Regions from separate parts of the Homo sapiens genome. Here region 2 is linked to region 1. A link is a loop called in an ENCODE intact Hi-C map of the cell type or tissue named here. Cell type or tissue: heart right ventricle. All regions are shown on one strand. Links, peaks and the distances in the headings refer to the core of each region. The heading gives the core; the rest is flanking DNA.

Region 1 (5,368 bases), core at 168-5,167:
GCCTCAGGGTGGTGTGGGGATCAAATCAGCCTCTAGAAGTGATCACCTTTCCTAAAGGACAAAAGGCTGTGAGGATTGGGCCCTCTCTCAGCAGCTGCAAACCAGAGGGGCTGACCTTGGTGCCCTGCAGGGGCCACACCACCATCATACACCCATGTTGTGGACAGGAGCAAGGTGCAGTTGAAGGGTATGGACGGGAATCATGCAGACCCCAGGCCTGGCCCTCCCAGCTGGGAAACCTGCTAGCGGTGCCTCAGTCCCCTCCCCTGCAAAACGGGGATGAAAACATCCCAAGCCCAGGGCTGTAGGGCTGAAAAGAGCAAGAAAAGTGCAATCCCGGGCACCCTGCAGGCACACAGGAGCTGCCGCGTGTCCTCCCAACTCTGATTTCCCCGTCTCTTCCACAGACCCCTGCACCAGAGCCCTGCATAGTCAAGACAGCCCTGTTCTCCTAGGCACATAGGTTACCCAGAAGCTGGGACTTGAAAGGGTCTCCTTCCTAGAAGGGGTAGTGAGACTCTAGGGTTCTGCATTTTAGAAGAACTTAGGGCAACAGTTATGCCAAAGGAATGAATCACAAACGGTAAAACTTCTGCCAAAAGGCAACAGAGAAGGAGGAAGACATGGAGGATGGGGAAGGTTGCTCCTAGGACTTAGAAATCACCTTGCAGAGACAGGAAGTAGTGATAGGGTATGTACTATATGGCCAACATTACACCAGGTGCAGGAGCTACAGAAGAAGGGCACTCTCCAATGCCGAGAAGGTGCCATCATGGATGAGTGAATGAGTAAGCAGCTGTGGGGATTACAGCAGCAAGGACTCTGCCACTGCCCCTCCTGACTGGTCCCCCAGTAGTCAGCGGGCCACCTGCCTGGTACCAGGACAGCCCACACAGACATGGCCCTGCCTTGTCTAGACCAGCAGCTGCTGAGAATGAGATCCCCATGGGTGTAGCTGGTAGAATAAATGGGTTCCCTGGCTGGACTTGACCTTATTGAGGGGGTCTGATGGAGCCAGGCCAGGTGGGGCCCCAGGCCTCAGAGGAATATACAAAAGGAGCTATGGAGGCGGGCCTGGGGGAATGAGGGTTGGGGGAGCTTGGATTCTAGAATCCACACTACCCACAAAACCACTATGGGGATCAAAGCCCAAGGTGATGACCCACGTTCAGAGCCAGCTCTATTATCACCCATTCCCCAGGGTGTGGAGTGGGCTGTGGGGACAGACAGACCTGTTGCCGCCCTGGCCTGGCAATCCCATTGCTGTCAGGTCCCGGTCACCCCCCATCCCTGCTGAGCCTCAGGCTCCCCATCTGCAAGATGTGACTGGTCATCCCTTCATGAAGAGCCAGGAGCTGCAAGTCCCTGGAAGCTCATAGAGTATCTCCCTCCTCTCCCCATTGTCTGAGCCACAGGTGAAAGCATGGGGCCCCAATCTAGTGCCCTGCATGCCCAATGCCCAGGCCTCAAGGCCCACGTCTGCAGAGCCCAGGGGAAAGGTGCCTTGAGGACGAAGCTGGGTCCTGGGGAGCCAGCTCCAGTACTGGGGGTGGCTCACTGTTTCCTGTCCAGGAATGCTCAGGACAACCAGCTTCTTGCAATCTTCCCAGCTCAGGCTCCCCAGCCTGAGTCACACCATCACCATACTGTGGACCCTGGACAAGCCTCCGGACTTTTCTGGGCCTCACCTTCCCCACCTGGGAGTGCAGGTGCTAATGCCCACCTGTGGGCTGTGTCACACCATAGGCCAAGAGCTTCTTCAGTGCCTGGCACTCAGTAGGCCTGCAATAAATGGAGACAGCTGCTAGGATGCAGGCGAACCCCCTGGTGCACAGTAGGGTCTCAACCCAATCCCGCTGACCCCATAGCATGGACAAGGCGAGGTTCTCAAAGGCCTCTGAGAGCCAGAGGTGCCTAGACCTGCCTCGTGCAATACAGCATCCTCTCCACAAGTCAGGAAAGGCCCCTGCAGCTGCGAGCAGAGCCCTGCCCGCTGCACTCTCCCATTACCCTCTCAGCCTTCCTTCACATTGCTTCCTGCCTCACACCACCTCCTCCAGGGGGTGCCTCGATCATCTGCCAGAATGCAACTCACTTTCCTGTGGATACCTCTGGGGTTCTGTTAGGACCCTGGATGTCCCCAAGACACCTGAGGCTCACTGCAGCCTCAACAGAATTCTTTCTTTTTTTTTTTTTTTTTTTTGAGACAGAGTCTCGCTTTGTCGCCCCAGCTGGAGTGCAGGGGCACGATCTTGGCTCACTGCAACCTCCACCTCCTGTGTTCAAGCAGTTCTCCCGCCTCAGCCTCCCGAGTAGCTGGGATTACACAAGTGTGCCACCACGCCCAGCTCACTTTTGTATTTTTAGTAGAGACAGGGTTTCGCCAAGCTGGCCAGGCTGGTCTCAAACTCCTGACTTCAAGTGATCTGCCCGCCTCGGCCTCCCAAAGTGCTGAGGTTAGAGGCGTGAGTCACCGCGCCGGGCCAACAGAATTCCCCGCCTCAGGGAACACCTTTGCCCCGGCTGTTCCCGCTGCCTGGAATGCTCTTTCCCAAGATCTGTGCGTGACTGCCTCCTTCCTGTCCTTCCCTTCTCAGTGCAACGGCAGGTGCTCTGTCTGCTGTGTTCAGAGCTGTGACCTTTGTGCCTACATAGCGCCTGCAACAAGGCAGATACAGGCTCAGCAGGGAGCCCCGTTCCTGAGGCTGGGGCTGCCCTATAGGGGCCCCTTGTGGCCACTCCAGGGCAGAGAGAAGACATCTCCGCTAACCCAAGGACCTGAAGATAAACTTGGAGGTGATGTGGTGCATGTCTGGAACTGGCCAGAATCCGTCTCTTCCGGATGTGTGCTCTGGGGCAGATGCCTAATGCGAATCGCTTCTGTCATCAGGACACCTGGGGGCTTGACACGGACCAGCTGCCGCTGCCGGGGGACAGGCTGCCAGAGCGCCGATGGGCTCTCAGCGAAATTGATGGCCATTGTCAGAAAATGATTTCCCCATGGCCACATCGCAGGCCCTCGGAGGAGCTTGAATCCCAGGCATCGATGCCTCCTGCGGCAGGCGGGCAGGCGGCCAGGCATGTGGGCAGGCAGCCCACACCTGACCCAGCTGCTTCCCAGAGCCGGGGAGCTAGCAATTACCAGGCGGGAAGAGGAACCCGCAGGTCCTGCACCCAGGAGGCCCAAGCCAAGGGCTGAGGGCTAGCAGGGAGCCCGCCTCTCCCAGGGAGAACAGGGGGTCCTGCCCTGCACCCCTCCTGTCTGCTCTGTGCCCACAAGCCCAGTGCTGACTGGCACAGTGCAAGCACCCGGTGGATGTCTGCTGAATGAAGGAAGGAAGAATGAACTCTAGAAACTTCAGAGAGGATTCTGGAGCAGCATCTGGAGAGGGGATTCAACAACAATAAAGAGGGCAGGGGCACGAAAACCTGGGCTCCAGAACCCCTCCCTCCAGCCCCGACCCAGGGAGGAGGGGAGCGGCTGAATGAGGGGAGGTGGCAGAGCGGAAGGCCCTCACAGCCCAGCCTCCTGGCCCAAAGTCTTCAGCTCACACCACAGCAGGATGTTTTTGTTTTAAACTGGCTGTGCCTCCTTTAAAAGTAAGAGGTGGCAGGAAATTGGATCTGATGACACAAAGCCAGTTTTCACACAATTTTTCAGAAACCTGGAATCAAGGAATGGTCTGAGGAGACCCAAGCAGGGAGGGGGCAGACAGGAGGCTGTGGACACCTCTAGAGATTTCCCCAGGGCAGTCCTGACAGGGGAGGTTCTGGAACAGTTCAGTCTGTCAGCAATCACCAGCCACCTAATGGGGGCCTGAAGCAATGAAAAGTGGGAGAAGCCAGTGGGAGCCCCAGGGTGCTCACACACCATGCTGGGGGTGCAGGAGAGGCACCACAGTGGGCTCCATCTGGGGTCCTCATGGCAGGTGGGCTGCAGGTGAGGACAGGCTCAGAGAGGAAGGACTCTCTGAAGGACAGGCAGCTTGAAGCTGGGGTATCCAGGCCAGGCACACAGGGTAAGAGAGGAAAGGAGGGCAGCCCAGGCAGGTGGAATGGGCTGGACATAGGCAGGAAGAGCAACATCCACTCCCTTGCCTATTCACTCAACAAACTTTCACTGGTTCTACCTCTGGGCAAAGTCCTGGGCTGGCCATGGGGCCAACACTGAGTGAGACTTCCTCACTGAAGCTGGTGGCTTCAGGAAGGTGTGGACAGTGCCATGAATGAGGGAAGCCTAGGGGGCCAGAGAGGGGGGCACATAAGACATCTACCATCCTGGGACAGGGCTGGTCAGAGAGGACTACCCAGAGGAGGCATCATTAGAGTGGCAGATGAACCAGAGGTAGCCCCAGGTGGAGGAGACAAGAAAGGCATCCAGGCAGAGGGAACAGCAGGAGTAAAGATATAAAGACAAGGCTGGGCGTGGTGGCTCACGCCTGTAATCCCAGCACTTTGGGAGGCCGAGGTGGGTGGATCACTTGAGGTCAGGAGTTTGAGACCATCCTGGCCAACATGGTGAAATCCCGTCTCTATTAAAAATACAAAAAATTAGCTGGGCGTGGTGGTGCATGCCTGTAATCCAGGTTACTCGTTGTCAGGAGAATCGCTTGAACCCAGGAGGCGGAGGTTGCAGTGAGCTGAGATCGCGCCACTGCACTCCAGTCTGAGTGACAGAACAAGACTCTGTCTCAAAAAAAAAAAAAAAAAAAAAAAGATTTAAAGACAAGAGGCCACATCAAGGCAGGATTTGGACTTTATCCGAGCACCAGGGAGCCCTGGCAGCTTCCAAGGAAGAAGGGACCCAGGCAGGTTTGCAGGCTAGGAAAGTCACCAGGCACAAATGGAATAAAGACTGCAAAGTGCCTGCAGGCTTCCAGGGCCAGAGTGGTGATGAGAAGATGCTCCCAAACGCTGACCCTGTGAAAATGTGACACCCAAAAGAGCACTAGCATGGGAGTCTCTGCTCAGTTCAGTCCCCTGGGCCTTCCCTGCACCCATGCAGCAGGGGCACACCACACATACTCAAGGAGACAGACTGGCCCACAAGTTAATCTGTCAGAGCCTGGAGGGTCAGAGAAGGGCGAGGTGGGCAGAGGCTCCTCCTCCACCTGCCAGGTTCAAGCGATTCGCCTGTCTCAGCCTCCTGAGCAGCTGGGACTACAGGCATGCGCCACCACGCCCGGCTGATTTTTGTATTTTTAGTAGAGACGGGGTTTCACCATGTTGGCCAGGCTGGTCCTGAACTTGACTTCAAGTGATCCGCCTTCCTCGGCCTCCCAAAGTGCTAGGATTACACGCGTGAGCCACTGCGCCCTGCTGGCCCACCTTTTCTTGCTGAAGCCAGGATCCGAACACATCACTTCCC
Region 2 (5,368 bases), core at 98-5,097, 130 kb before region 1:
GCCGCCAAAAAAGTAACTGGGGAAAACACCCACTGAAGGGACTAAAAGTCTAGAGTAAGAAAGGTGATTTTCCCAGGTTATCGAAGCTCTGAGTCAAAACTCAAGTCTTCTGCGTCACTCATTGGATGGCACTTCTTTAACAAAATGTTTCCCTTCTTTCAACAGTTAACACACTGCAAAACATCCCCCTATCATCTCAGCAAAGAAAATACAACACTCTATTGTATGTATACAACGTACTGTGATTTAGAGTAAGAAATACATATTTTAGTCTTCATCCCTGATTCCTGGCACAGACCTCCTAAAACCCGTGTAAATTCCTGAGCAATTAGGGGTGCTAGGAGCATCTTTTCTTCTAATATTTGGTTTTTGATCCTGGTTCCTGACATGGAGCTCCTAAACCCTTGGAATTTCCTGGATAGGAGCACTTTTTGTTCTAAGGCTACTCTTGGTGGTTCCTGGATGGGGGCTGGGCACCAGAGAGACGAAGCTGTGATTAGCAGCTTGGAACTGTTAGCTCTACCCACCCCACTCCAGGAAGGACAGAGGGGGTGAAGATTGAGTTAATAATTGATTATGCCTACATGATGAAGCCTCCAAAAAATCCGTGAACTACTGGATTCAGAGGGCTTCTGGACTGCTGAGTAGATGAAGGTGCCTCAGGGGTGGTGCCCCTGGAGAGAGCATGGACGCTCCATGCCCCTGCCCACACATCTGGCCCTATGTTTCTTTCATGTGGCTGTTCATCTGCATCCTTTATAATGGGTAAACACAAGTGAAGTGTTTCCGTGAATTCTGTGAGCCATGTTAAACATTAATCAAACCCAAGGAAGCGGTCTTGGGAACCCCAGTTTATAGTTGATCACTCAGAAACACAGGTCATAACACAGGGCTTGAGATTGGTATATGAAGTGGGGAGCGGTCTTGTGGGACTGAGCCCTTAACCTGTAGGGGCTGCACTAACTCTGCTTAGTATCAGAACCAAGCTAAACTATAGGACACCCAGTTGGTGTCCAATGGTGAATTACCTGTGTGATGCTATCAAGAAAAGAAAGTAAAAAGACAACTCAGAGAATGGAAGAAAACATTTGCAAACCACATATCCAGAATTACAAATAATTCTTTTTTTTTTTTTTTTTTTTTTTGAGACAGAGTCTCACTCTGTTGCCCAGGCTGGAGTGCAGTGGCGTGATCTCGCAACCTCTGCCTCCCGGGTTCAAGTGATTCTCCTGCCTCAGACTCCCGAGTAGCTGGGACTATAGGTGCGCGTCACATCTGGCTAATTTTTGTAGTTTTAGTAGAGACGGGGTTTCACTATTTTAGCCAGGCTGGTCTTGAACTCCTGACCCCATGATCCACCCGCCCGGCCTACAAATAATTCTTAAAACTTGACATTAAAAAGATAAACAACCCAATTTTACAATGGGCAAAGGATGTGAATAGCTATTTCTCCAAAGAAGATGTACAAATGGCCAATAGGCACAAGAAAAAAATGCTCGACATTAGCCATCAGGGAAATACAAATAAAAACCACAATGAAATAACATTTCATACCCACTGGGCTGGCTACAATTAAAAAAAAAAAAAAAAAGAAACACATATGACAGCAAGTGTCAGGGAGGACCTGGGGAAAGGAGAACACTCATGCACTGCCACTGAGAACGTAAAATGGGGCAGCCATTTTGGAAAACAGTCTGACAGTTCCTTAAAAGGTTAAACAGAGTTACCATATGATCCAGCAATTCTACTCCCAGGTACACATCCAAGAGAACTGAAAACATGTTCACACAAATGCTTGCATGTGAATGTTCTATAGCAGCATTATTCATAACAGTCAAAAAGTGGAAGTAACCCAAATGTACAGCAAAGCCCACAGAGATAGAAAGGATTGAGTCCAACAGAGCTTAAAGGGAAAAAAAAATCATAAAAATTTAAAAAAGAAAACAGAATAGTGGTTGCCAGGGACTGGAGGGAAGGGAAGGGAGATGAGTGCTGCTAATGGGTGGGAAGTTTTTTTATGAAGTGACAAAAAAAAAAAAAAAAAAAAAGAAAAGAAAAGAAAAAAAACAACGACAACAGAGAGAATCAAACTGTATGTCCTAATCCTTTGGATGCTCTGGACAAGGGTCTGTGGTCTCCTCTTACCTGCATCAATGGCACACGGGTAATGGTATCGGAAGGAGCAGCCTTTGTTGTAGCAGCCCAAGGTGGCGCCTGCCTCCTGGCAGTGGGAACATTTCTGAAAGGAAGGGAAAAGTCAGGCATGTCAGTATCCCAGATTTGGCCCTCTCCTCCAGGCCTTCCCTGGTCCCCATCTGTTAGACCTCAGCACGTGTCTCTGTGGTTAGAGGAGTCCGTGGTGGCAGGATGAGCTGGTCAATTTCTAAATGCCATTCACTGACCACACCATGGGAAGGGATCCAGCAATAATGTTTTAGACCAAGCCTCACAAATGTTCTCAAATCAACAATACAGCAGGGTGAGATGAGCAATCCATGTCATAAAGGACATGCCAGAGTGGGGTCCCCAGCCCTGCCTCTGGTACCCCCGCCATCCACCCACCCACACACTATGCCAGGCATTTCCTTGCTGCTATCGTGAGCGGCCTGCAGATCTTCCCTGTTTACTTCTGCTGTGAAAATCTGGGGTAAGAGAGGGTAAGGTAGTAGAGTTATATATAAACCTTTTAGAATTAGAAGTGGAATTTGGTTTCTAGTTCTTGTATTTGTAAGAAGATTTTATTTTTATTTTTGATCTACTTACCCCAAATGCCCAATACATTTCCCTTTTCAGAAAATATGGGCTCCTGTGTGCAAATGGTATTTTTATACATGAATCTTATTTTAAATGCACCAGAAAACCTGCCATGAATTTCTGGCTAAGTGAGACATTATTTTGTAATTGAGACACTCCTCCTTATATGGTCAGGTTTTCTTAAAGTGGGGCACATCTCTGTCAGCCCTGTGATGTGGCTGCTGTGAGTGCTCATCCTGTCAGGTAAGAAATGTGTCCTATCAGCAACAAACACATTCATAAAACTCAACCACATGTGACCCTACTAAGGATGCTGGCTCTTCAGATAGCAGAGGCACACAACCAGCAAGACTAGCTGGAAGAGACAGAAACTTGTTCCTGCTTCTATGAAAAATAAAAGTGTTCCCTAAGCAATTACACTGAGCTGGCTCAGGCCCCCGACACAGATACTGATGGAAAACTACACTAACGCCAGCAACAGCAAAGCCCAAGCGCTCGCCACGCTCAGACTGAATGATCTCATCCAGCCCTCTGCACTATTCCACCTGGCAGGCACTCCTAATGCTTCACGTGAAACTCTTGAGACACCAAAGGGAAAATAACTTGTTCCAGGTCAGAGCTGAGATTCTGGATGATCATCTCTGGCATCCTCCAGAGACAAAAGAGGTAGGAACAAGGGCTGGAAGAGATTAGTCCTTCAAAAGCTTTGCCCTGCTCTCAGAAGATCAAGGTCCTTCTGGGTGCCCATAATCAGTAAATGTTTATCATGTGCCCTCGCACCCTTGTTAAGAGAGAAAAGATCATTTGGTCTGGAGTAAACCAAGGACAAGTTCACAGCATTTCTAGTAGCCCTAGACTCTGTCGACCTTTGTCAGTGCCACAGAGCATCTCAGAATCAAAAGGACTATCAACTTCAGAGAAGGGAGTGTGGGTAGTCCATCGGTGGCCAACCTGCAGCCATGTCTGCTGCCACTTTCTTTTTTTGAGATGGAGTCTTGCTTTGTCGCCCAGGCTGGAGTGCAGTAGCGCAATCTTGGCTCACTGCAACCTCTGCCTCCCAGTTTCAAGCCATTCTCCTGCCTCAGCCTCCTGAGTAGCTGGGATTACAGGCGTATGCCACCACGCCAGGCTAATTTTTGTATTTTTAGTAGAGATGGGGTTTTGCATATTGGCCAAGCTGGTCTCAAACTCCTGACCTCATCGCATCTGGCCTCCTGCTGCCACTTTCTTACTCAAGAGGCCCGAAGATATGGCCCTCCCTACCCTGGGGGATGAATCACAGTGAGTGGTGGCCATTTAGGAATGGGTATGGTCAAGCATTTCTGGTAGGAAAGTCTGCAGGAAAAAGGGCTTCTGAAAACATTTTGCACTCCCCCCAACCTTTTTTTTTTTTTTTTTAATATATTTTGAGACGATGTCTTGCTCTGTCACCCAGGATGGAGTGCAGTGGCACAATCATGGCTCACTGCAGTCTCTACCTCCCAGGCTCAGGTGATTCTCCTGACCTCAGCCTCCCGAGTAGCTGAGACTACAGGGTGTGTGCTACCACATCCAGCTTTTTCAAAAAATGTTTTTGTAGAGACAGGGTCTCACTATGTTGCCCAGGCTGTCCTTGAACTCCTGGGCTCAAGCAATTCTCCCATCTCAGCCTCCAAAAGTGCTAAGATTACAAGCATGAAAGTTTCACCCTCTCAAAAAGAGACAAGAGGGAGGAACAGGTAATTTTTCTTGCGCAGCCTCTGTGAGGATTAGACAGTGGGATCTGTGGCAGCCACAGTATCACCATGAGGGGACAGCCCTGAAGACAAAGCCAGCCTGCTGAGGACAGAAGAGTGGCAAGATGGAGAGACCTGGGCCTACCATGACACTGTCAAGCACTAAATCACCCAAACCCAGGACCAGGCCACCTCTAGCCTTGTTACAGGAAACTTGGGTGCTGCTGTAGAAGGGTTAAGTATGCATGCTCTGGAACCTAAATAACTGCCTGGTAAGTGGCTCCACTTTCTAGCTCTGCCTTCTTGGCCAAACTCCTAACCTCTGTTCCTCAACCTACAGACGTGGGACTAATAATAGCACTCACCTCATAGAAATGTCATAAGGGTTAAATGAATTAATTCAGGCTTAAAACAGTGGCTGGGTCAAAAGTGCTAAGTAAATGTGACCCAAGATGACCATGTGTCAGACATATGCTAGATAATCTACAAAGACCATCTCATGAAAAGCAACCACACAGCAGGCCTCATCACCATCCCGGTTTACAAGAGGAAAGAGAAGACGTGGAGCTTAGATCTGAACAATGTCCATTTGCTTCCTACCTCAACTCCACAACCTGGCAAGCAGTGTGCAAACTCCACTATGATTAATTTATAACATTGCATCCAAAGGGGAAAGACTCTCAGGCTGTATTAGGGACTTAGAGAAAGATCCTTAAAGACAGTTTAGTTCAGTGGTTTTTGAAGTGTGGTCCCCTGGAACAGCAGCATCAGCAACACTCAGGGACTTGTCAGAAATGCAGTTTTGTTTTTTGGGTTATTTTTGAGACAGAGTCTCGTTCTGTCACCCAGGCTAGAGTGCAGTGGCACAGTCTTGGCTCACTGCAACCTCCGACTCCCAT

Evidence for each region. Hi-C counts contacts between places; a loop is a spot of excess contacts. Peaks named below come from ENCODE experiments on the same cell type or tissue, not always from the same donor. Only the 100,000 strongest peaks of a DNase experiment are listed, where the experiment ranks them.
Region 2: it touches region 1 in a loop (1.9-fold over the local background); 3 of 110 quality-filtered maps call a loop at or near these places.

The regions. Positions count from the first base shown.
Region 1 is chr22:42,311,415-42,316,782 of GRCh38, forward strand. It overlaps a transcript of TCF20 not described here. Among named protein-coding and RNA genes, the nearest start is that of TCF20, 43 kb to the left of the region's middle. RefSeq lists enhancers at 1,627-2,456, 3,288-4,117. In heart right ventricle, for the core only: CTCF peaks have their summits at 2,727 (motif pointing left) and 2,930; a DNase peak (open chromatin) is centred at 3,101; H3K27me3 peaks cover 2,717 bases.
Region 2 is chr22:42,177,464-42,182,831 of GRCh38, forward strand. It overlaps TCF20 (transcription factor 20), which reads right to left. Exons shown (of 6, transcript NM_001378418.1): 3 at 2,146-2,239. Among named protein-coding and RNA genes, the nearest start is that of CYP2D6, 49 kb to the left of the region's middle. In heart right ventricle, for the core only: no CTCF peak of the experiment used is centred there; a DNase peak (open chromatin) is centred at 3,208.